Linked DNA regions of Homo sapiens: all the other regions are linked to region 1. A link is a loop called in an ENCODE intact Hi-C map of the cell type or tissue named here. Cell type or tissue: PC-3. All regions are shown on one strand. Region 1 has its middle 140 kb from the start of MIR5011. Region 2 overlaps DSEL-AS1 (DSEL antisense RNA 1). Region 3 has its middle 180 kb from the start of MIR5011.

Region 1 (8,000 bases):
CTCATTACAATGGAAAATAATGTTGAATTTCACCATTGTTGGCAAATTTTACAAACACTACAATGTGACATTTATTGATAAAATCATTTGGATTATTAAGTTAAGTATATTAATTATTTTTAGTTGATCACACTGAACTTCCTTAGCATTGTCAGTGTGTTCAATACATTTATGGTACTGTGTCCGGAACTGGTGGGTTCCTGGTCTCGCTGACTTCAAGAATGAAGCCGGGGACCCTCGCGGTGAGTGTTACGGTTCTTAAAGATGGTGTGTCCGGAGTTTGTTCCTTCAGATGTTCAGATGTGTCTGGAGCTTCTTCCTTCTGGTGGGTTCGTCGTCTCACTGACTTCAGGAGTGAAGCTGCAGACCTTCACTGTGAGTGTTACAGCTCTTAAAGGCGGCACGTCTAGAGTTGTTCGTTCCTTCCGGTGGGTTCGTGGTCTCGCTGGCCTCAGGAGTGAAGCCGCAGACCTTCACAGTGAGTGTTGCAGCTCATAAAGGCAGCATGGACCCAAAGAGTCAGTAGCAGCAAGACTTATTGTGAAGAGTGAAAGTACAAAGCTTCCACAGTGTGGAAGGTGACCCCAAGCGGTTGCCGCTGCTGGCTCAGGTGGCCTGCTTTTATTCCCTTATCTGGCCCCACCAACATCTTGCTGATTGGTCTATTTTACAGAGAGCTGATTGGTCCATTTTATAGAGAGCTGATTGGTCCGTTTTGACAGCGTGCTGATTGGTGCATTTACAATCCTTAAGCTAGACAGAGTGCTTATTGGTGTGTTTACAATCCTTTAGCTAGACACAAAAGTTGTTCAAGTCCCCAGCAGACTTTTAGCTAGACACAAAGTGCTGATTGGTGTGGTTACAAACCTTTAGCTAGACACAGAGTGCTGATTGGTGCATTTATAAACCTCTAGCTAGACAGAGTGCTGATTGGTGCGTTTACAATCCTTTAGCTAGACAGAAAAGTTCTCCAAGTCCCCACCCGACCCAGAAGCCCAACCAGCTTCACCTTTCAATAGCATTTCCCAGGGGACTTTGCGGCACCTCTCCCGGGCACTCCGGCAGCCCAGAGGGAGCTGGTCCCCCCATCAAGCCCAGCAGGCGCCAGCCGGCCGTGCTGAATGCAGGGCCCACGGAGCCCGCGCCCACCCGGAACCCGCGCGCGCCCAGGCTCTCCCTCCACACCTCCCCGCTAGCAGAGGGAGCCGGCTCCGGCCTTGGCCAGCCCCAGAGAGGGGTCCCCATAGTACAGCGGCAGGCTGAAGGGCTCCTCGAGCCCGGTCAGAACAGACACCGAGGCTGAGGAGCAACCCAGAGCGAGCGAGGGCTGCTAGCACGTTGCCACCTTTCAGTACTGTTTGAGAGTGGGATCTTTTCGTGTTCTCACACTGCATTTTGTCCTAATATTTTATTCAGTCTAATTTATATGTGAATTTCTTTACCAGTTGTGTTATGTCTTGTCTTTTTTGTTTTGTTTCCTCTGCTGGGCAAAATTTCTGCTAATAAATAAATTACTTGTTCCCCAACCTTTTTCATAGGAGGTAACTTTTTTGGTTTAACAAAAATCTTTAAGATCCCAACAGGCTCTCAAAATAATCAGTGCCTTGATTCTTCAGTAGCCCTGGGTTGTGCTTGGGAATTCTTGGCTTTGCGGGAGCCCTGGGTGCCTTTGTACACTTTTTTCACAGATGGTTCACATTGGGACAGGGCAACGTGGGTTTCTGTCCTATATAAACCCCACTGGTAAGTGGCCCTGTTTGTAAACCTGGCTTTCATGGTCGCACTCATGAAAGGAGATGCAGCAGATGGGTTGAAATTCTGCATCAATAACCCCATTAGAATTGCCCATTGGCTGAGACCTGTATTCCTCCTCTTGTGTGTCATATCTTGCCCCAGTAGCACACGTTTGCAAAACCCAGCTCCTATGAAAATATGAGCAGAAATATAATAAGTAAATGAGAAAACGTCAACAAAATGTTAAACAATGGCAATGAGATTCACCTCTGATCTGTATGATCCATGTCTGCAGGTTGCGCAGTAAGAACATATCAGCCATGGAGGAGCAGCTGAATTATAGCACAGAAAAAGGCCTTTGTTAGTTTGTAAATTCCCCTCCTACTTTGTTTTACACTAGAAGGCTTTGCCTTGTAAACCACAGGTGTGTCAAGGGAGCTTGGGAGAATAATTTTGAAGAGACCAATATTGTCAGCCTATTAATCTGCCTCTTAATCTTTCCTCTGAACAAAGCACCACTCACCACCAATCAATGGGCAACTCTCTTTCTTTCCAAAAAAACTAAGAATGAATTTAAGCAAGCAAACATGATTGGAATGCACACTGCCAGGGAGTACTGAGAGACTTGTAACAAAATAGCTAACAGTGTATCACCCTGAGCATCATGAAACAAGCAAAGTAAAAACAAAGAGTGTTTTTAAAAATCATCATTTCTTCCAGAAGCCCTTAGAGAATATGGAACCCTAAGGGTTGAACAGAAACCCCATTGAAACACTTTCGCTTAGAGGGAAAAACAGAGTGCATTCTATCTTATTTTTCTCATTGATGTGTATGTGTGAGTTTTCTGGGGATGGAAGCTGGGGATTTCAATGACACATTTAGTTGAATTGTTCAGGAGTAAAAAGAGGGGAAGGCTGCACCAAAAGGAATATAAGATGTACATGACACTCTTTTTTTGCAAATCACTATGAATTAAAGTTGTTTAAATTATTTCAAAGGCAGTATAAACAGATTTGTTAAGATAGTAGATTTCAAGGTAAACAGCACCGTGTTGTGCAAAAATTCTCAGAGTCTTATCATAGCACTTCATATTATCTGTTGTCTGAAAGTCCATTAGGGCTGCTCAGTGTGCATGTGTGTGAAAGTGTGTATCGGCATATGCATGTATTTAAACAGCAATTTGGATTACTCGACAATAAAATGTAAATAAATATGTGGAAAGCAAATGCACCCAGAAACCCAGAAAGGCACCAGGAAATCCAAATTTTCTGGTTTTTCTGATAAGTTTAAGGATGTGTCACAGTTCTTAGTGTATCCACCAGATGGCGGGCTTCTACCATTAATCAGTCCACCGTTCCAGATACCCAAACATTTGCGGTGGATTAGTAAGAATGTGTGAACAGCAGTCATCTTTAGAAGAACATATTATTAATTTAATCACATATTGAAACAAGTAAAATCATTTATAAATATCTTTAATGTTTTGCGAAAATAGCTTTTTGTCTAATTCGTATTTAGTTTATCTTGAGTTTAGCCAATAAATAAATAAATAAGAACAATTGAAAAGTAAATCTCTCCAGAACACTACCTTAATCTCATCATAATTCTCCATATTTTAGATCACCAATCTACACTATTTTAATTTACAGAAAAAAAACTCACAAACAAGCAAGCAAAAACTGGCTCAATTGTTTCAATGCTTTTATAATACTTTAGTTTTAAATAGGGCTTTCAGAATTTCAAAACACTTTCCCCTCATTTGTCCCTCATAATGTTCTCTCAGAAGTAAATCTTGTTTGAGATAAAAAGGTACCCAAGGGAGTTTACATCCCTTGCTTGTAGTAATACATTTGATTTCAGAATTAGAATCTAGAGTACCCAATCTTAGAACTATGGTGCCTCCTTTCAGTTGTTTTCGATTTTTTTTCATGAAATGTTCATAAGTTAAGAAAACAAAATGTAGTAAAGTAATAATCACCAGTGCTTAGATTTATCAAGGGAAATCATAACAAAATGCCAAATCACAATTTATCAAATCATAACAATTGCAGTATTTCTTCAGTTTTCACATTAATATTATAGAAAGAAATCCAATTATTTCTTCTAAAACCAGGCCTTTCTCCCATCCCGGAGGTAATATTATGAAGGTAATCACCATTCTAAACTGAGTACTTAGTTCTCATGTGCAACTTTTATAATATTGCTAATATATTTAAGCATTTAATTAACCATGTGGATTGTATCATAGTGCATTACTATTTGTGAGGTTCTGCAATATGCATTTACAGTCATGAGCCACATAATGTTTCAGTCAATGACTAATTGTTGAAGGTCCTTTAAAGTCACATGCCCTAGGGACCTCTCGATGATCCTGGCCCTGTGTAGGCCTAGGCCAATGAGTACATTTGTGTCCTAGTTTTCAAAAAAAAAAAAAAAAATAGTTAAAAAAGTAAAAACATAAAAATTTTAAAAAGAGGAAAAAGCATGTAGAATAACGATGCTCAGAAAGAAAATATTTTTGTGTAGCTATACAATGTGTTTAAGTGTCAAAAGTTTAAAAAATTAACAAGTTTGTAAAGTAAATAAGTTACAGTAAGCTAAAGTTAATGTATTATTGAAGAAAGAAAAACATTTAAATAAATGTGGTGTAACCTTAGTATACACTGTTTCTAAAGCCTCCAGTATGTGTGTAAAGTGATGTCCTAGACCATCACATTCTTCACGACTTATACACTATATCACCTAGAGCAACTTCCAGTCCTGCAAGCTCCACTCAGGAGTGCTCTAAGCAGGTGTATCCTTTTTTAAATCTTTTATGCTGCATTTTTACTCTACATTTTCAATGTTAGTTATATATAGATACACAAATACCATCATGTTACAATTGCCTACATTAGGTTGATACATAGTTGATACATAAGTTGATACATATACCTCTGTTTCCTTATTTTAGGAAATTATAGAATTTCCTTTTACAACTATGACACCACTATAGATATTCTTGTTAATGTTTTTTTTACTTGATTCCTATTTTATAGAAATGTTATAATTGATACTGTTGTGAATATTTGCTTATGAACAGATGTAAGAGTTTTGTGGGGGTTTTCTTGAATGAATATATAGAAGTAGAATTGTTGATTACAAGAATAAGTGCATTTTCTACTTTAATGTATATTCCAAATTTACTTCTAAGGCACATGAATTTTATTAAACTTACTATCTCTTGGCTATAAGAAACTTCTAAAATTTTGTCCATAAAGTTGTTTGTAGTCATGAATTTCTTGTTTCAAACCAAATAAATACAGTCAGAAGTCCATCACGTAAAACAGTGTTGTTGGTTGAATTCTGCCACCTTGAAAAGGATATGTTTAAATCCTAACCTCCAGTAACTCAGAATATGGGCTTATTTAGAAATAGGATCTTTAGAGAGGTAATCAAGTTAAAAGTAGGTCATTAGGATGAACTCTAATCCCATATGACTGGTGTCCTCAAAAAAAGGGAAATCTGGACATAGAGATAAACATTCCCAGAGGGAAGATGATGTAAAGCAACACAGGAGAATGCCATATGGAGATGAAGGAAAGGAACACCGGAAAACGCTGGCATCACACCAAAAGCTGGAAGAAATTCCCCGACAGGTTTCTGAGAGAGCCTGGCCCAACCAACAGCCAAAATCAACACCTTGATTTAGGACTCCGAGCCTCCAAAACTGTGAGACAATATATTTGTGTTGTTCAAAGCCAGTAAGTTTGTGGCACTTGGTTACTACTGGTCCAGAAAACGAAAAGAACACTGCAGGTTTACCGCTCCTTGTGTGCACACACTTCCCAGCCGCCGTGCTGTCTAACACGAATCTATACACTGATGTGAAGGGATTTGGAAGACATGAAGTCCAAAATCGACTGACTTTAAAATAGGGAGAGTATCTGGGTCTAATTAATGACTTGACCCCACTATGTGAGGATGGAGGGATTGAGCCATGCGTCTGCAAGAAACCCGAGATTGTTGGGAAACCAGCAGCCAGGAACGAAGAGAAGACAGGAACACGTTCTCTTTCACAGCCTTCCGAAGGAATGATCCCTGCCAGCATCTTGATTTCAGACTCCAAGCCTTCAAAACTGTGAGAGATTCAGTTTAGGTTATCCTAAAACACCCGATTTATGGTTCTATTCATGGCAGCCCTAGGAATCTAACACACCATGTAAAAGTGGATCTGTATCCATTGTTGTTTATGTACAATGGAATGCTTCTCAGCCATAAAAAGAATGAAATCTTGTCTTTTGCAGCAACCTGGATGGGACTAGAGGCCATTATCTTCAGTGAAATAACTCAGAAACAGAAAGTCAAATACTGCATGATCTTAAGTATAGTTGGGAGCTATATAATGTGCACACACGGACTTAGAGAGTGGAAATACAGACATCAGAGACTCAGATGAATGAGATGGTGGGATGGGGGTCAGGGATGAGAAATTACTTAGTGAGCGCAATGTACACTATTCAGGTGATAGTTACACTCAAAGCTCAGGCTTCAACACTACACAATGTATCCAGGTAGCAAAACGGCACTTGTACTGTCTATATCTATAAAAATATATTTTTATATATAAAAAGTGGATCTGTTTTCATCGAAGCCAGTTCTGGAGCTCAGCAGACAAAATTATTTTTCCTCATTCCTACCTCACATCCAACCCTTTTTGTTCCCTGAATTTCTCAGAAATATATTTGAGAAACACTGGAGTAAACTGTCTTTAAAGAAACCTTTCCTTTTTAAAGCTTCTACCGTCAATAACGTCGTGTAACAGAGAATAACACAAAAGCTTTCTGGAATCTATTGTAAAGATTTATGGTGTTATTCTAACTAGATTAGCCAAAATACTGTGCAAGAAGTGTGTGTGTCTATTTATAAAAATATGTGTACATTTGCCAGTTGAACCTTGCTCTATTATGGTGGAAAAAGGGATTATTCAGACGATTTTTGATACAATTTTAAACTTTATCTATCCATGGGCGAATCACTCTCCTGAAATCACACAACCTCCTTCCCTTCACCGCCCCACAATGACCATTCATTGTTTGATACAGAATATCTTCTGTCCTGGTCTCCATTGTATTCATGATTAAGACTGGATATTTCAGCCTAAAGAACGTCAACCCAAGAACCATACTCTGTGTAATTTGGAGAAAATTTTACCATCTGAAAATGAAGATAAAGACTACCTCATGTTAAATGGCTGTTTAACCCCAAAGAAACACATGAGATGTAAAGAACATCAACCCAAGAGCCAGACCTATGCAATTTAGGGAAAATTACTTCTACATTCATAATTGTACCATCTGAAAATGAAGATAAAGACTACCTCTTAAGTTAAATGGCTTAATATATGTTTAACCCCAAAGAAAAACACGAGACACATATTGTCTGATGAATATTAGCTATATTTGTGCTATGTAAATGTTAAATTTATCTGGTATTGCTTAGTAGTTTTAAAGCATATATGGTATCAAACTATATGTGTATTTATCTATTAATTTTTTATGCATCAATATATAAGAACTAAATTTAGCACGATTCTCTATTTCCACAAATTTATTTAGTATTTTTAAATCCTGTAAAAATTTTAATTTAGAGTAAATTTGTTACTGAAGTACAAATTAGGTAAGATATATCATTTGGTATTAAAGATTGTATTTTAATCTTCTGTTTCTAAACACACTGGTGAAGTGGTTAGAAGCTTAGGGAGATAGGATTTATCAACAGCATCAAGTATATGTTTTCCAATGGGAGAAACGGTTTTCATTCATTCAGGCTACTATAACAAGCTACAATAGACTGGTAGATCTTTTTCATTCATCAATGTATAGACCAATTTATAATTTCTCTTAATTCCAGAGCAAATATGAATGTTTCGATTGAGATTACATGAATAACTTATATGTATGGGCCGGGCACAGTGGCTCACACCTGTAATCACAGCACTTTGGGAGGCCGAGGCAGGCAGATCACCTAAGCGCAGGAGTTCAAGATCAGCCTGGCCAACATGGTGAAACCTCAATTCTACTAAAAAATATATATAAAAAAAAAATTAGCTGGACATGGTGACATGGTGGCATGCATCTGTAGTCCCAGTTACTTGGGAGTCTGAGGCATGAGAACTGCTTGAACCCAGGAGGTGGAGGCTGCAGGGAGCTGAGATTGTGCCACTGCACTCCAGCCTGGGCAAGAGAGTGAGACACGGTCTCAAAAAAAAAAAAAAAAAAAAAGTG
Region 2 (8,000 bases), 650 kb after region 1:
AGCAAATCCAAAGAGACTGTCAGTATTTTTAATGAAAACTTCACTTTTAAAACTAGCACATCCTATACATATTTTACTGAGGTAAAGGGAAGAACATTTGACTTTGCAATTAGTGATTTTGCATTTTGCTGGTGAAATTAGCCTATGGCTTATATGAACTTTGATAATTAGTTATTAAATCATGAAGTATATGGGACAATTAAATAATACACTTTACCTCATACTTCACTATGCTTGTAAAATATTTTCTTACACCTTGCAATCAATTTGGCAACTTCTGAAAGAGTTCATGTTAAAACATCTCCACAACAGTAATAGTCAATGTGTCTATTTCTGTAAGAAAAGCATATCTTCATTCAGCTTGTTTTCACTGATCAATATGGCATATCAAACCAGAATGTCTTAAAAATGGGCAAAACAGAGAATATTTGCCTTATATTGATTTCATTTGCAAATTGTCAAATGAATGCTGGTATATGAGACACAAAAATAATTTTATGATGGAAGTGTGTAAGAGATTTCAATTTAAGAAAAATAAGGACATTTGTACCTATTAGTATTAAAAGTGATTTAATTTTTTGTGAACAAAAACATTAGTTTTACACTTTAAAATGGACGTACATTAACTTGAAAACCGAAACAAAATAATGAGTAATAAAAATGTGCCAAGTTTATGAAATATGAAGATAAGTTTAAACTGCACAGTTTACATATACTGTTATTGATTAATATTTACATGCTTTACAAGAACAAAATAAAGAACCAAACAAAAATTTAAGAATAAAGTCCCGTAGCACAGCTGTGGCACTGAAAAATACACACACATACACACACACACGCACATACACACACACTATTTTGGTCCTCCATATAAATAAAAAGTAAGTGAAATAAGAAACACATTTGAATTAGAAGTGTGTGCACAATGTATATACCAGTAAAATATGTGTAAGGAAATAAATGTGAATTGATTCCATCATTATATATTTGAGATTGATTTTACTGTTGAGATATGTTGAGTAGCACCATTTGATGATTAGGTGGGAACATTATGACACTGGTTCACTAATAGTAAGTACAAATTTTTCTCCTAAAGGTTTTCTTATGGTAACTTTTACTGAAACTTGATATGTTAATTTTTCCTGAAGTAATAGCCGAACATTAATTATTATCAACATTATCTAAGATATAAGTCTGAACTAGGATATTTATAATGGAAATGTGGTAGACAGAGGCACTTTATTTTGGTCTTAAAAACTTCTGTTTAACATATTTCAGTCTTCTGTTCTATGGTAATACCAAAAATAACACTTTAAAAAAATTCAAGGAATGTTAGACATCAGGCTCACTACAGAACTATTTGCAAAGTAACTTCAAATTCCATACTTGCTACAAATGGAATGAATGCAGGGCAATAAAGAAAATATGCAAATCCTTTTATTTTTGTATCAATATATGATTTTGTATGCCAGAAGATATTGGAATTGTGTGAGCTGGTAGATTTGAAAGAAATACAAAAGAAAAACAGGAATGGTAAAGAATGATGCAAGGTAAATTTTAATACTACTGGAATGTAGACTGTTATCATTTTGCAATTCAAATCCAATAAATTTGATTTTAGTAAACTCGATTGAGTTTACTATATAGGTTGTTGCAAACATAATTGCAGTTTTGGCCATTAAACGTAATGGCCAAACCATTGTAATGGCCAAACAGCAATTACTTTTGCACCAACCTAATAAAAAAGTTCTAAGAAATGGATATAGCTATCATTCCCTTGACCCGATCACCTTCCTTTCTTAGTAATCTTACTAAAACCTTAGTAATGTTACTTAGTAATATATCTAAAACCTTAGTTTTTTAGTAAATACTCTTAGATTTTAAATTCAAATATCTCTATCAGAATTTTCATCCAGGAATACTCCTTCTATGTGAAATAATTTATTATGTTCCATTTATTCTGCTTCATGTAATGTTGGCATAATTATAAGGGAGTGATATACTCTTATTTAAATTGTATTTTTTCTACAGCTGAGAATTTTTTTTTTAAAGGAAACCACCATATTGGGTAAACTAGCATCTGCATGTAGGAAATAACAAACTGTCAAAATATTGATGATTCAATGTAAATAACCTCATCCTGGTTAAAGTAAAACACCAGCTTTATTAAGGCCACATATTTTTCCTAAATAACACATTATTTTAAAATTTTATGTATATATTTCAGAAAATTCCCTCTACCATGTTATGTGAAGCATTATAAAAGTAAAATGTTTTCAGATAGACCTGTAGCTAATATTATTTTAAAATTGGGCCCACAAATAAGAAACACACTTTCAAAATGAAAGAACTCTTTTGTTTTGAATCATGAACTCTGACATTTGCTAATTTGCATAATAATAGTCAACTAGCTCATCCTTCTATAACTTGGGTAGAAAAATAAACGACCAAATAAACAACTTGAGAATAAAGCCCATAGCATAATAGTAGTACTTAAAAATACACAAACACACACACTATATTTGATCCTCTACAAGTTAAATCACATCACTACTCATTGGATAAATGTAAACCAAAACCACAAAGAAATATCATCTCATACCAGTCAGAATGACTTTTATTAAAAAGTATAAAAACAACAGAATCTGGCAAGGCTGTGGCAAAAAGCAAATGCTTATACACGGTTGGTGGAAATGTAAACTAGTTTAGTCACTGTGGAAAGCAGTTTGGAGATTTCTCAAAGAACTTAAAACAGAACTACCATTCCACCCAGCAGTCCCATTACTGGGTATATACCCAAAAGAAAACACATTGTTCTACCAAAAAGACACATGTACTTGTGTGTTCATCACTGTGCTATTCACAGTAAAAAAGTCATGGAGTTAACCTAGGTGCCCATCAGCTGTGGATTGGATAAAGAAAATCTGCTATATATACATCATGGAATACTATGCAGTCATAAAAAAGAGTGAAATCATATCCTTTGCAGCAACATGGATGCAGATGGAGCCATAATCCTTAGCAAGTTAATAAAGGAATGGAAAACTAAATGCCACATGTTATATCTTATAAGTGGGAGATGAACTTTGAGTACTCGTGGACATAAAGATGACAACAATACACACCGGAAACTATCGGGAAGAGGGAGGGGTCAAGATTTTTAAAAATCTCCATTGGGTACTATGCTCACTACCTGGGTGATGGGATCAATCATACTTCAAACATCAGCATCACACCATATATTCATGTAACGAACCTACACATGTACCCCTGAATCTAAAATAAAAGTCGAAAAAGATGTTTGAATCAATAGTGTGTACACAATGTGTGTGTGTGTGTGTGCGTGTGTGTGTGTATATAAGTATGTAATCAGTTAATATGTGCAAGAAAATACAACTGGAGGCCGGGCGCGGTGGCTCACGCCTGTAATCCCAGCACTTTGGGAGGCTGAGGCTGGCGGATCACAAGGTCAGGATATCGAGACCATCCTGGCTAACGCGGTGAAACCCTGTCTCTACTAAAAATACAAAAAAATTAGCCGGGCGTGGTGGCGGGCGCCAGTAGTCCCAGCTACTGGGGAGTCCGAGGCAGGAGAATGGCGTGAACCCAGGAGGCGGAGCTTGCAGTGAGCTGAGATTGCACCACTGCACTCGAGCCTGGGCGAAAGAGCGAGACTCTGTCTCAAAAAAAAAAAAAAAACAAAAAAAAAAAAACAAAAAAAAAAAAAGAAAATACAGCTGGATCCTATCATGATATATTTGAGATTGATATTATTGTTGGGAGGCTACTCTCTTGGGGGAAAAAGAAATAGACCCTCGTTATGTCCCAAATCTGTTCCTATTTTGCACCTGTACCTTTACTTGGCTAGAGAAAAATGAAATTGAGAAACATAAATTGCAAGTTGGTGCCACCTGTTGAACTGTCATTGATGTTACTGTTGAGTTTGCTTTTCTATATTTTTTAATGGCTATATTAGTCATTCTCCTTTTTCCTCAGTTTTCTCACATCTCTTCACCACTCTTACATACAGGGGCTGACGTTGCTTCTTAATTCAGTAAGAAAATTCCAGTTCTCACAAAATAAATTTCAAAACCTCCCCAACTCACAACTTCTCACTTACTGGCATTAGTGCCATATAGTACATCTTCCCTCTTGTTTTTTTTTATGAGACAGCACATTCCTGAGATGGGGAAAAGTCATATAAAAGTATGACACACAACAAATTATCAGTATTATTGCATGTAAAAGAATTTAGATACTGCAGAAACAAAAACAAGTGTTACCAAGTCCACATGGCTTGGTTTTCCTGAACAGCTAAGCAGTTCTTTTCAGCACATTTATCTTTTCAGAACCTTCCTCTTTAAGAAACCTGTGAGTCACTTGTGCATGGCTTTGTCCCATCTTGACCTCTTCAGGGCATTAGGACAACTATTTTCCTCTGTCCCTGGTATCCTCAGGATTACCCTCATCTGCATTTGAATATTGCTCTCATATAAAAAGTTACTTCTTGGACCTCCCCATTAACACCAGATCCATCTTTTTTTCTTGATTTTCCAGTCTTTCCCTGCTATCTCTGTATTAAAACTGTTCTTGTAAAAAGCCCCTAATAACTGACAACGACTGAATGTAGAGTAAATTCTCAGTATCCCTCTTGCGTAACCTTTCCATAACTTCTCAGCCTTATTTAACAGTGCCGATTATTTCCTTTTCCTTACAATACTGTTCCTAGACCATGCTTTCATGGCTTTCCTCCTATTTCGCCACTACCCTTCCCATTTTTCCTTTGGTGCTTCCCTTACTTTCTCTTAATTGACTGTGGTGATTCCCAGGGCTTAGTCTTTGAATTCTTCCCATTTTATATCCACATTTATTCCCTTGATCTTCTCTAGAAATATCTTCAAATATATCTCAAGTTGGTATGTCAGCATGGACCAGTCCTGTTAACTCGAGTCTGTATTCTGCTGCTTATGTGAAATCTGCAACAGTTCCTCTTTTGAACATGCTGATCTTAACATACCCAAGGCTAAATATCTGGTTTCCTCAATGTGACCTGATAGAGTTTTATACTTCATTTTCCTCATAATGAACACACAATAGCGTCATTCTTAGCTTTTTTCTTTCACATCCAAATCTATCTGATCCATAAATCCTGTTGACTCAACTTTCAAAATATTTAGAATCTCATCACTTTGGAAACCCTGGATAATTAGATCCAAGCTTAGAAGATACTTTCTATGGACTGTTGCAAATGTCCCCTACAAATGATTTCACTGCTCCCCCTTTTGTCGCTCACAGTGTCTTCTTAAACCAGCAGCCAATATGATCTTATTAAAATGAAAGACAGATGCTAATGGCACTTTTCTCAAACCCTTCGATGGTTTTCTGTTTCTATACTAAAAGCTAAATGAACTTTCCAAATATTTCCTCTCCGATTACTCCATTCCAGTCTCCTCTGCCTGGCCTGCAACAGGCATGCTGTTTCCTCACAGCCATGGACATGATAGCCTTCTGCCTGAAGAAATCTGTCCCCACACTTACAAATAGTTTGTTCACTCACCTGACCCCAGTCCTTGTTCAATCACAACCCACCTATTGAGGCCAACACTGATTGCTCCTTTTAAAAATATTAACAACAATCACCCATGGTTCCCATTGCCTTTACATTGTCTTGTTTCCTTCCTTTGTTCTTAACACCTTCTAAGATATTATATCATTACTTTATTATGTTTATTGTTATGGTTCGGAGATATTTTCAAATTTTTACTTTGTATAGTATGTATCTGGAGCAGTATTCAACAAAATACTATATTTGGAATCCAAGTGTTTATTATGGCTTTTAAAAAAATTAGTCTGTAGATTAAAAATAAATACATAAAGCTAGCCAAATAAATATGCCTACCTCTTGTGTTTTGCACTGACAATCCAAAGGATCATGTGACTGTAGAATGTTCCATTCTATTTGCTTGGGCAGATGAGGCAGGAGAGGAAGAGCAGGGTGAGAGAGGCAGAAGCAGAGGAGGTGTGCAGTGAGAGGCAGACGGTATGCAGAAACTCAGAGGACTCATATTTATCTACCTTATTTGTTTTCTTGGTTTATGGTTTGGCCTTAAGATATTCCATCATTTTAATTCTAATTTTCAGCAGCTAGAAATATTTATATTGGTAGCTAAATTAATATAATGTGGAAATATTGGCATTGTAAGCACCCAAAGGAATAATAATTAATTTTGCTATGGAGTAATGTTTTAGATTTATCTTTCCCTTTGCATGGAATTTAAATCATATTGTCCCTTATGAGTACAAAATAGCTTACCTGCAAGTCTAGCTCACTTTGAATCAATGATTACAACTGATAACACTGTATGTCATGTTTCAGAGCAAAACCGCTGATGTCTTTAAAATTAAAGTCATTGGCATAGTCTACTTTATGAGTTAGGTATGACTGAGTTAGGCTCTTTCTTTGATCTATAGATTTAAATTTTCAGTTTATCTTAAATTGAACTATTAGTAGAGAAAATTAATTGCAGTTATGCTAGTCTACTAAAAATAAGAGATCACTGGATTGCATATGAAAAGGAATAATTTCCATTCTTCATGTAGCTTTGCTATCACCTGTAACGACATAGTTGAACTACAGGTATTAAGATATACTTTACTTTTCAAAGAATCTGCGTTACATAACAGTCATTGATAACTCTTTTTTTTTGTTTTTTGGTAGTGTTAATGCAAGATATTACTATGTTAAATCCTAATTTGCATATATCCTAGTTCATTTTAAAAAACATGATTCTTATAATTAAGAATGTAATGAATGTTACATCTTCAGTTAACCATGCTAAAATTTGTGCTGGTCTTTAGGAATGAGCGAAAAATTGTAAATTAAAATGTTTGGTTCTGTATTTGCTAGATTTGGATACCAGAGCAAGTTACCCACATACTTTCTATATTTTTATAGAAATTACTGATTTATAGTATGTATTTATATTTTTCTTCATGTGTGCAAAGGTATTACTATTTTCAAAATGTTAATGTTTATAAATGAAAGAATATGTATACTCATTTCAGAATGGGTGGAAATAAAATTCAAGTTTAGACATTGGTATTTTAAACATAATGATATTAGATTCTGTATTTCTCTCAATGAAAACAATATATGAGCAGACAGTTAATGTCCTCATGTCTTTTAAAAATAGCTCTTTTCTTTGGATGTATATTTTATAAATTAATTAAGTAAAAATGTGAATAGGTGTTTGCTATAATAAGCTTAATTTATGCACAACAATAAATATGTCACCATTTATTCTAAGAATAAGAAAACTACTAATTCAGTATTGATAAGGTTAAATATTGCTAAAACATTGACTGCTCAGGAGACATAGAAGGTTTTCTTGTAAATATGATAATATAGAAAATGGAATACAGCTATATTATCTCTATACTTATAGTTGCCTGTCTTTCTATAATCTGTCTCTATTATCTATGTATCTATCCTTTGATCAAACTTTAATATGCATTACACAGTTTTCAGAAACACATTTAATATAAATTAAGTCTACTACCATCCTAAATTTTGGAATGACCCCCAATAAGTTCCTCTGTGAATTACAACATAATTCTGAAATTAGGAAGGGATTCAAATTGAGCTGTGGACTCTCAAAATTGGTTCTCGCATTAGATTTAAATGGAAATCTAATACTCCCCTACCTTTTGAAAGAACACAGAGTTTTCTTAAAGCAGAGTGTGTAGCCTGAGAGATTAATTTTGTCACTGGTACCCTTACAAGCATGCTTCCCTAGAACCATAAGACATTGTGTGACATTCTGATCAAAATAATCTGTAAAGACTGAGCCATACTATGTGATGAAGATTAACAATTAATTATTCCAGGCTAATTCTTGACCTTTTACAGGAAACCTTGTTAAATGAGATTTAATGACATATGGAGAATAAGCCATTTTTGTGATGCATTCATGAAGTGAGAATTTTTGCAGTTTCTAACT
Region 3 (8,000 bases), 47 kb after region 1:
ATTCAGAATCACATGGGTAGAAGAAACCTGGATAGACTATGTGGGTGGAGCTAGATAACTTTCTACACTCCATTGAATTAAATGTTTCACAATATTTCTCAAAATGTAAAAAGCATTACCAATATCACAAAGTAATTAATAAGATTTAAGGGCTCAGGGAAAAAAAAGATAAAAGGAACTTGATATGCTGAAGATAGAGCAAGGCTAGCATTAGGAAAAGAGAGAAGTTATTTTGTAGTTCCGGGGTTGTCTTATTCAAGCTTGTGTTCCAGCTTAAAAAGCACTTGATTCAGCAGGTTAAACCATTTTTTGGTGCCGCTAATCTGATTTGCTCCTGTGATTTCATTGTTTTTTACAAGTTGCAGCATGCTTCACTTTGCATTTTCACTTTCATAAGATGACTGCTCTGTAACTTTCATTCTCTTTGCCTTCATTACTTGGTATACTTGCTTGAATAGGAAAGATTTCTCCCTTATGTGTAGGCATATACTATTGAATTATTTGACTCATGTTAGAGTGCTGTTCTTATTTATGATAAGTCCCTCAACATAATGTCCTATCTAGAAGCTGTGAATATGTCACCTAAGGGTGATGGAGATCTCCAAATAGTCACTTTCCAGAGCTGTAACTGGCACTTGTTTTAAATTGGTATGATTATGTCTAAGCCATGCAATTTGAAAGAATGGTACGGACACATAGACACTTTCCATTGCTTTTATGCTTTTTTTTCTATCATAGATCCACACATCATTTTTTATGTCTTGAGTGAATATGACAGCTGTGTGATTTCTTTTTCTTTGTGAAGCCAATTAATCTGTCTACACTTCTGGGCTTTTAATTTTTTTTTTTTTTTTTTTTTTTTTGCATATGCCTTTTCTTTCTTTTCTTTTTCTTTTCCTGATCAAGTTGTTTACATTCTCAGAATGTTTGTCTTAGATCTTCATACTTGTCTGATTTTCTAATTACTTAGCCTTTTATCCCAGCTTCCTGTTTAGGGTTTACTAATAATCAGCTCTCTAGACTCAGTCTGTGATTTAGCCTGTTCTCGTCACACATGCACTGAAATTATTTGAGGCACATTCAACAGCACACTTAAAAGAAGCAGACAAAATAATCCCGAAAAAGTCTCAACATTGATTTTGTACTCTGTAAAGGTTTACAAGAGCTTAATGTGAATGTTTGGAAACCTAAGGACATCAGACGACTAATTGTTTCAAGCGATACTTATAAGGAACAGATAAAAACAGACACAAAGAAGGGGATCAGAAGTCATTTGTAAGGATATATGAAATCGACTGATGTGCCATACTGATGTAGATTTCATAGCAACTTGTCTGCAAGACCTCATACTTCATCTCCATGATGAAATTCAGTTACAAAAACTGTTAAAGTGAGACAACTTATATAAGCTTACGGGTAGTGGGCTCAGTAAAGGTAAATGTTGGTGCACTTACCTTTGCCTTACTAATTGGAAAAATCAATTAAATAAAACAACACGTATTCATTTAGTAAAAATTTATTGAGTGTATTTGCTACAAAATACATTTAGGTCAATTTTCAAGGTTGCAGGTAGTATGATTGAAGTTTAACCATGAGAAAAATATACAGTTTACATAGATCAGAATATCAAGGTACTTTTTAAAGATATCATTTTAAGAATAAGAAGTTATTGTATATACAAGGAATATTCCTTGCATGGAATATACGAGGAATATTCCATGCATGGAATATACGAGGAATATTCCTTGCATGGAATATACGAGGAATATTCCTTGCATGGAATATACGAGGAATATTCCTTGCATGGAATATACGAGGAATATTCCTTGCATGGAATATACGAGGAATATTCCATGCATGGAATATACGAGGAATATTCCATGCATGGAATATACGAGGTATATTCCTTGTATGGTATATACGAGGAATAAATATATTTTATAGGAAGTAAAGTATGGAAGGAAAACTATGCTTTACTTCCTATAAAATTTTTGTGAACTATACTATCAAAAAAGTTGTCTAACATGCAGCACCTAAAATAAAACAAAATCATAGTAAAATAGATTACTCAATTAATTTCAGTTGTATCTTATTATTCTTAGATATATCTCATATTTAATATAGAATTTCATAATGACAATGTCTTTAAGATGATATTAATTTTAAAAAATTGATAGATAATTTGACCCAGCAATCCCACTTCTGAATATCTACTCACAGGAAAATAAATCATTATATAATAAAGACACATATGACCTATACTCATATGCTTGTAGTGGCACTATTCACAATAGTGAAGTCATGGATTCATGTCCATCAATGGATAACTGGATAAATCAAATGTGAAATATATACATCATGGAATACTCCGCAGCCACACAAAAGAAGGATATCATGTCCTTTGCTGCAACCTGGATGGAGCTGAAGGCCAATATTCTAAGTGAATTAACTCAGAAACAGAAAATCAAATACCGCATGTTCTCACCTATAAGTGGTAGTTAAACAATAGGTACAAATGGACATACAGATGAAGGTAATGAGGGTTGAAAATTTACCTATTGGGAAAAATATTCACTATTCAGATGATGGGTACAACAGAACCCAAACCTCACCATTATGCGATATATCCGTATAACAACCCTGCACATGTACCCTGAATCTATATATTAGTCTGAATCTATATATTAATAATATTTTAAAGAAATAAAGTAAATATAATTAAAAATAAAAAAGAATATGCATTTCAGAGGATCATTTACTTCTCCGTCATCACACAATGAATTTCTATATAAATTACTGGGCAAACTTAAAACTAAAATGAGCCTCAGAAAACTGTGAAAGTTAAAGAGAATAAGAAAGGCTGGGTAGAGACCTTCAGACCTGGCAGTGGGGAGGTAATCATGCTGTCTCATATCTCCCTCCTTCCTCCCAGTTTCTGTTTGTGCCTATTGGCATTTTTGGGTTGCTGACTTAAATATAAATATCCACAAGTAGCTACTGAACAAAGTGGCTCTAGCATGTGGAGTCCATGACATTAGAGCTCCTGTCTTTTCTATTTATTGCTTCAACTCTCACTCCACCTCCTCAGATGAGAACAGAGCCTGGAGGTGGACAAGATCTCAATTCTTATTACATGGATCCAGAAAATTAGTCGCTATGCGTCAAACCCAAAAATATGGAAAAATAAATCTAACTAAACAGGTTTGGAAATTAAAAGCAACTGGTCTCAAAAATGTGTAATTGGCATAGACATATTTTATTAAGAATTTCATATTTAAAGCATGGTTGGTTATTATATAAAAGTATTAGATTTTATAAAAGTATTATAGAATTTATATCCTTTCTCTCCTCTACTCAAAGCTCTTCCAGGATATCCTTCCGATTGGCAAAGTAAAACCCCAAGCCAAAAGTAACCTATGGCCTATATTTGTATATCTCATGAACTAAAAATGGTTTTTACAGACTAAAAGAAGAAAAAAGAGGAGAAGGAGGAAAAGGAGGATAATTTACAACTTGAATTTACAAATGGAAAGACCATATGTAGCTTCAAGTCCTAAAATGTTTACTAGTCAGCTCTTTACAGAGCTTCTGACCTGCAGCAAGAAAACCCTACAGGTTTGCAGCCCTGCAGCAAGGAAAAAAAATGTTTGTTTAATTGTCACAGGAGAGCTTTCTTGATTCAAGTTAGTGTTTAAGGACTAAACCTCTGGCATCTGGGAATTTGAACTCAATCTACTATTCTAGTGTTAGGGATGATGTGAAGAATTTAAGCCTGTTTCCCTTGTGCAAATGGAGGCAATGTGATTCTATTTTACAGAATCGCTGTTAGAATTAAAGGGCATATTAAAAGTAAAATATTTAGCAAAGTACCTGTGCAAACCCCTCATCTTCTACCACCTGCCCTTCTCACCACACACCACCCAGCACTGTGCATCCACACGTCTCTCTTTCTGTGCAGAAAACACTCTTATGCTTCATGTTGCTGGAAAGGACTACACAGCTCTCCAATTTTGGCTTAAATTACTTTCCCACAGTGTTTATTTTACCTGGCACAGTAATCCTTTCCTTGCAACCTTATCATAATGTGCCAATTGCCCATAGAGGTGGTTCTATTTTACTGCGGTTGCTTCAGGAAATCTAACCACTTGGCTCTTAACTTCCTGTGGTTGGGAAATAATCTTTACATCTCAGACCTCAGTGCTGATCTGACCCAGTGTAAACCCAGCGAGCTGCCAATATGTATTCATATTTTTAATGTTTTGGGGGAAAGCAATAGCCAATTTTAAATCTCCATTTTTCAAAATTATCCTCTCTTTTTACCAGTTGTCACATTTATTCCATCTTCAATGCTAGCTAAAAGCCACAGACTTAGGATATGATAAGCAGCCCTGGAATTCATTCATTCTATCTCTGTTTGTAGAACATTTTCTTCTCGTTTAGTCACTAAGTTGGTATTTGTCCCTATGAGAACATTTTTTTTTCTGAAAATAGAATAAAAATGTCCTAAGCTTAGAAATGTTCATCTTCAGAGCTTCACTGCCTAAGACCTATGAAGCTGTCCAGTTGCGTTATGCACAATTTTTTACTTCACTACTTAGGTAATAAAACACAACGGTGTGAACATTACAGTCTAATAAGGACACACCTTAGCAGTTGTTAAGAATATGAGTGTTAGGTGCCCTAACAACTCTGATTCATCATTATCAGACCATAAAAATTTCCCAGAGTGAATTATTATGGTTATGAAAAATAAGTATAAATGACAAAGAGCATAAAAGTAATATATTTAAATGAAAATTTTTATAAATGAGGCATATTATCATGCATGGATTACACAGTTGAAAGCCCATTAAAGGTTTTGAGAAGAATATTTTATTTAGAAAGTTGGCATGACAGCCACTGAGTTCAAAAGAACAATAAAAAATATGCAGAGGTCAGAACAGCACTGTGTCTTGGGGACTTACTGAGATTTATAGAAAATCAAGATTGTACTATCTGTTAGTGTTCAGAAAACCTTGGGTAATAACTCTCAAGCTTCACTGGGAAAATCCTACAGGGATTGTGGTGAGTATTCTTTCCCTACTGTGCCTCTTTTCTTCTTCAAGGTCTGTTCATGTCTGTTCAGCAAGGTCCCAGACTCCAGAACCCCTAAGTACAGATCCTTCAAGGGTGATAATGAATTCGGGGATCTGCTGAAAAAAGAGCACGTAAGGCACTGATTAAAGAGATATGCTGCTCTGTTTATTGACAGTTAGTATGCAAAGTATTTTGTTAGCATTTTAATTCGATGTTGAGTAAGCAAGGTTTTTTTCTCCTGATGTCCCACCAAGGAAACCATAGAAACTGAGATACACTAAGGTCTTTTTTTCTTTGTGATCAGTTTGCATAACAATGAATCAGCATATAGTTTTAAAGTCAAATAGATTGCAAAATGACAGTTTCACTTACCAACCACATAGCTGATCTATGTTTTCCTGCAGTCTTCCTTTGGAATTAGTGGATAACACTTACTAATATAGCCAACCATTATTTGACTAACAACAATGACAATTTTATATGGTTCAACCTATATTTTTATTGTAGGTAGTAATGGATAGTACAATAATGTCAGATAATCAAATTATAAATTCAACATTGTATAAGTATATTAATCTTTCTCTTAGGTCCCATTTCTAAATGTACTGATATTAATATAGGAGCTGATTTTTCCCTCATGAACAATGAAGAAGAAAAATTATAACTCAAAGCACAAAATATGAAAGGACTTATCTAAAACCCCTGATTTATAAAGGATGTAGATAATCTTCACTAGTTAACAGTAAACCATCTTTCCATATTATTTATTATCTGGCTCTTATTGGTCACTTATTTTATGTATGAAATCTCAGTTTTTAATCCAGAGAAAGTCAACAGATCATAGCTTCCATTGTATTCTCCAATCTTGGTAAAAATAATAGGCACTATTATTATGAAGTATAAAGTGTCACATCAATACAGACTTAAGATTATTAGAGGAAACAATGTTTCTTTTTTTCTGAGATAATCCCTCTTGTTAATTTTATATTAATACATATTTTTGTACATATCTATGGGGTATATGTGATATTTTGTTACATTCATAGAAGGCGTAATGACCAAGTCAGTGTATTTAGGGTATCCATCACCTACAGCAGTGATCATTTCTATGTGTTGGGAATATTTCAAGTCCTCTCTTCCAGCTATTTTGAAATGTACATAGTTAGCCATTGTCACCCTACTCTTCTATCGAACGTTAGAACTTATACCTTCTATCTAACTATGTACCCATTGATCAACCTATCTTCATCCCACCTCCACACATCCTTTCTAGCCTTGGATAACTATCATTTTGCTGTCACCATGACATCAACTTTTTAAACTCCCACATATGAGTGAGAACATGCAATATTTGTCTTTCTGTGCCTGGCTTATTTCTCTTAACATAATGACCTCTAGTTTCATCCATGTTGTTGCAAATGAGAGGATTTCATTTTTTATGGCTAAATAATATTCTATAGTCTATAGCGCATATATAACACATTTTCTTTATCTATTCCTCCATTGATGGGCACTAAGAAAGTTTTGGGAAATATGGAAACAGGACATTCTGCTTTCCACGATGCATTTCTAACCACATAGTGTTTCTAAACATAACGACCAGTTTCTTTCATATTTGATATATAGATTTCCAAGCAATTAAATAAGTGTATCTGTTCTGTAAAAATGTGTCTGTAAATTTTTCAAAGACCTTCTACATCATAACTTAGAAAGAGGAGCATCAGGGTTCAACTCTGTCTCCATGAAAAGACGATCTTGGAGTTCCTTCTCCCAGCACTGCTTCCTCAGAAAGGTTGTCTAAGGCAAAGATGCAATTTTGAAAGTATCACCAGGCAGTATTGATTACTGCCACAACTAGAGCACTGAAGTTGTGATGAGTAGACAGGTGAAGCCCGAAACTGTCTTAGGTGGAAACTAGTAACAGATTGTCACAACTCAACAGGTCCTTTGTGGTAGCCTCAAAGACTCAAATCCCACCGAAGCCCCAGATCTGAGAAAGAACCATGGTTTTGGTGAATAAGTGCTGATGGCATCCACCTGAGGTTTCTCCTCACCTCCCTTCCCCTTCCTGAGGCTATTTTTCAGTGTCCCACCCACCTTCTCCTCTATTCCTTGCTGTCCTTTACCTCAGCTCAATGAGGAGAGAGGGACTGATTCTCCAGAACAACCCAAACCGTAGCCCAATAAGGAGAGTGGCATTGACTTGTAGAGAGACACTCTGTCCTTCTCTACTGAACATTACCAAGACCAATACCTTTAAGGTCCAGATATCTCTAGGTATTGCTCAACAATCTGCCCCCATTTTTCTCCTCTGATGCCCAAGCTGGAGGTTTAGCCCCCAGCCTGCAGGCTCAGCCCATGCCTCAGCTCCAGCCCTAACTATTTAGTTTTCTGTAGCATGCCTACATTTATTCCTTCAGCCCTCAACTTGATGTTTGGAGACTCTGGCCACATTATAACTCAAAGCAATTCAAAAGTGCATCTACCTACAGATTCTGTTTCTACTGGCACATCTTGCCCTCAATGCCCAAATTCATTTAGGCTCGAAAGCAGGGGAACTCCAGAGTAAGGGTGAGACCTCAGTGCTCCCTTCAAGCTAGTACTCAATATTTCCACCAAAAGATGAAACAGCTGACTGATGAGGGACTGGAGCAGAATTGCAACACAGTCATCATGAGTGATGTGTTCTTTGTCACCAGCGCCTGGCACATGCCTCACCTGCCATCCCTGTGCTAGGGATGCTGTTCCATGTATAATATTTTTCAATGGTTCATACATAACCTGGAAGATGAACTCCATTCTGACACACTAGAAAAATCAAACAGGGATTCAGGACCCTTCTAAGAGTGAATGCTGAGTCACTGACCTGTCCTCTGTGTCTGGCTCCTGAAAGCATGTCCATCATTGTGGATGAGACTAATCAT

Evidence for each region. Peaks named below come from ENCODE experiments on the same cell type or tissue, not always from the same donor. Only the 100,000 strongest peaks of a DNase experiment are listed, where the experiment ranks them.
Region 2: a loop joins it to region 1, with 8 times the contacts of the local background. A loop is called at or near these places in 6 of 110 quality-filtered maps.
Region 3: a loop joins it to region 1, with 2.3 times the contacts of the local background. A loop is called at or near these places in 3 of 110 quality-filtered maps.

The regions. Positions count from the first base shown.
Region 1 is chr18:67,214,695-67,222,694 of GRCh38, forward strand. No RefSeq gene overlaps it. Among named protein-coding and RNA genes, the nearest start is that of MIR5011, 140 kb to the left of the region's middle. In PC-3, a CTCF peak has its summit at 3,055 (motif pointing right); a DNase peak (open chromatin) is centred at 3,077.
Region 2 is chr18:67,860,939-67,868,938 of GRCh38, forward strand. The region is part of intron 3 of DSEL-AS1 (DSEL antisense RNA 1); the gene reads left to right. Among named protein-coding and RNA genes, the nearest start is that of LINC01903, 50 kb to the left of the region's middle. In PC-3, a CTCF peak has its summit at 3,907 (motif pointing left); a DNase peak (open chromatin) is centred at 4,233; H3K27ac peaks cover 1,064 bases.
Region 3 is chr18:67,261,717-67,269,716 of GRCh38, forward strand. No RefSeq gene overlaps it. Among named protein-coding and RNA genes, the nearest start is that of MIR5011, 180 kb to the left of the region's middle. In PC-3, no CTCF peak of the experiment used is centred here; DNase peaks (open chromatin) are centred at 4,105, 4,395 and 5,335; H3K4me3 peaks cover 1,899 bases; H3K27ac peaks cover 3,307 bases.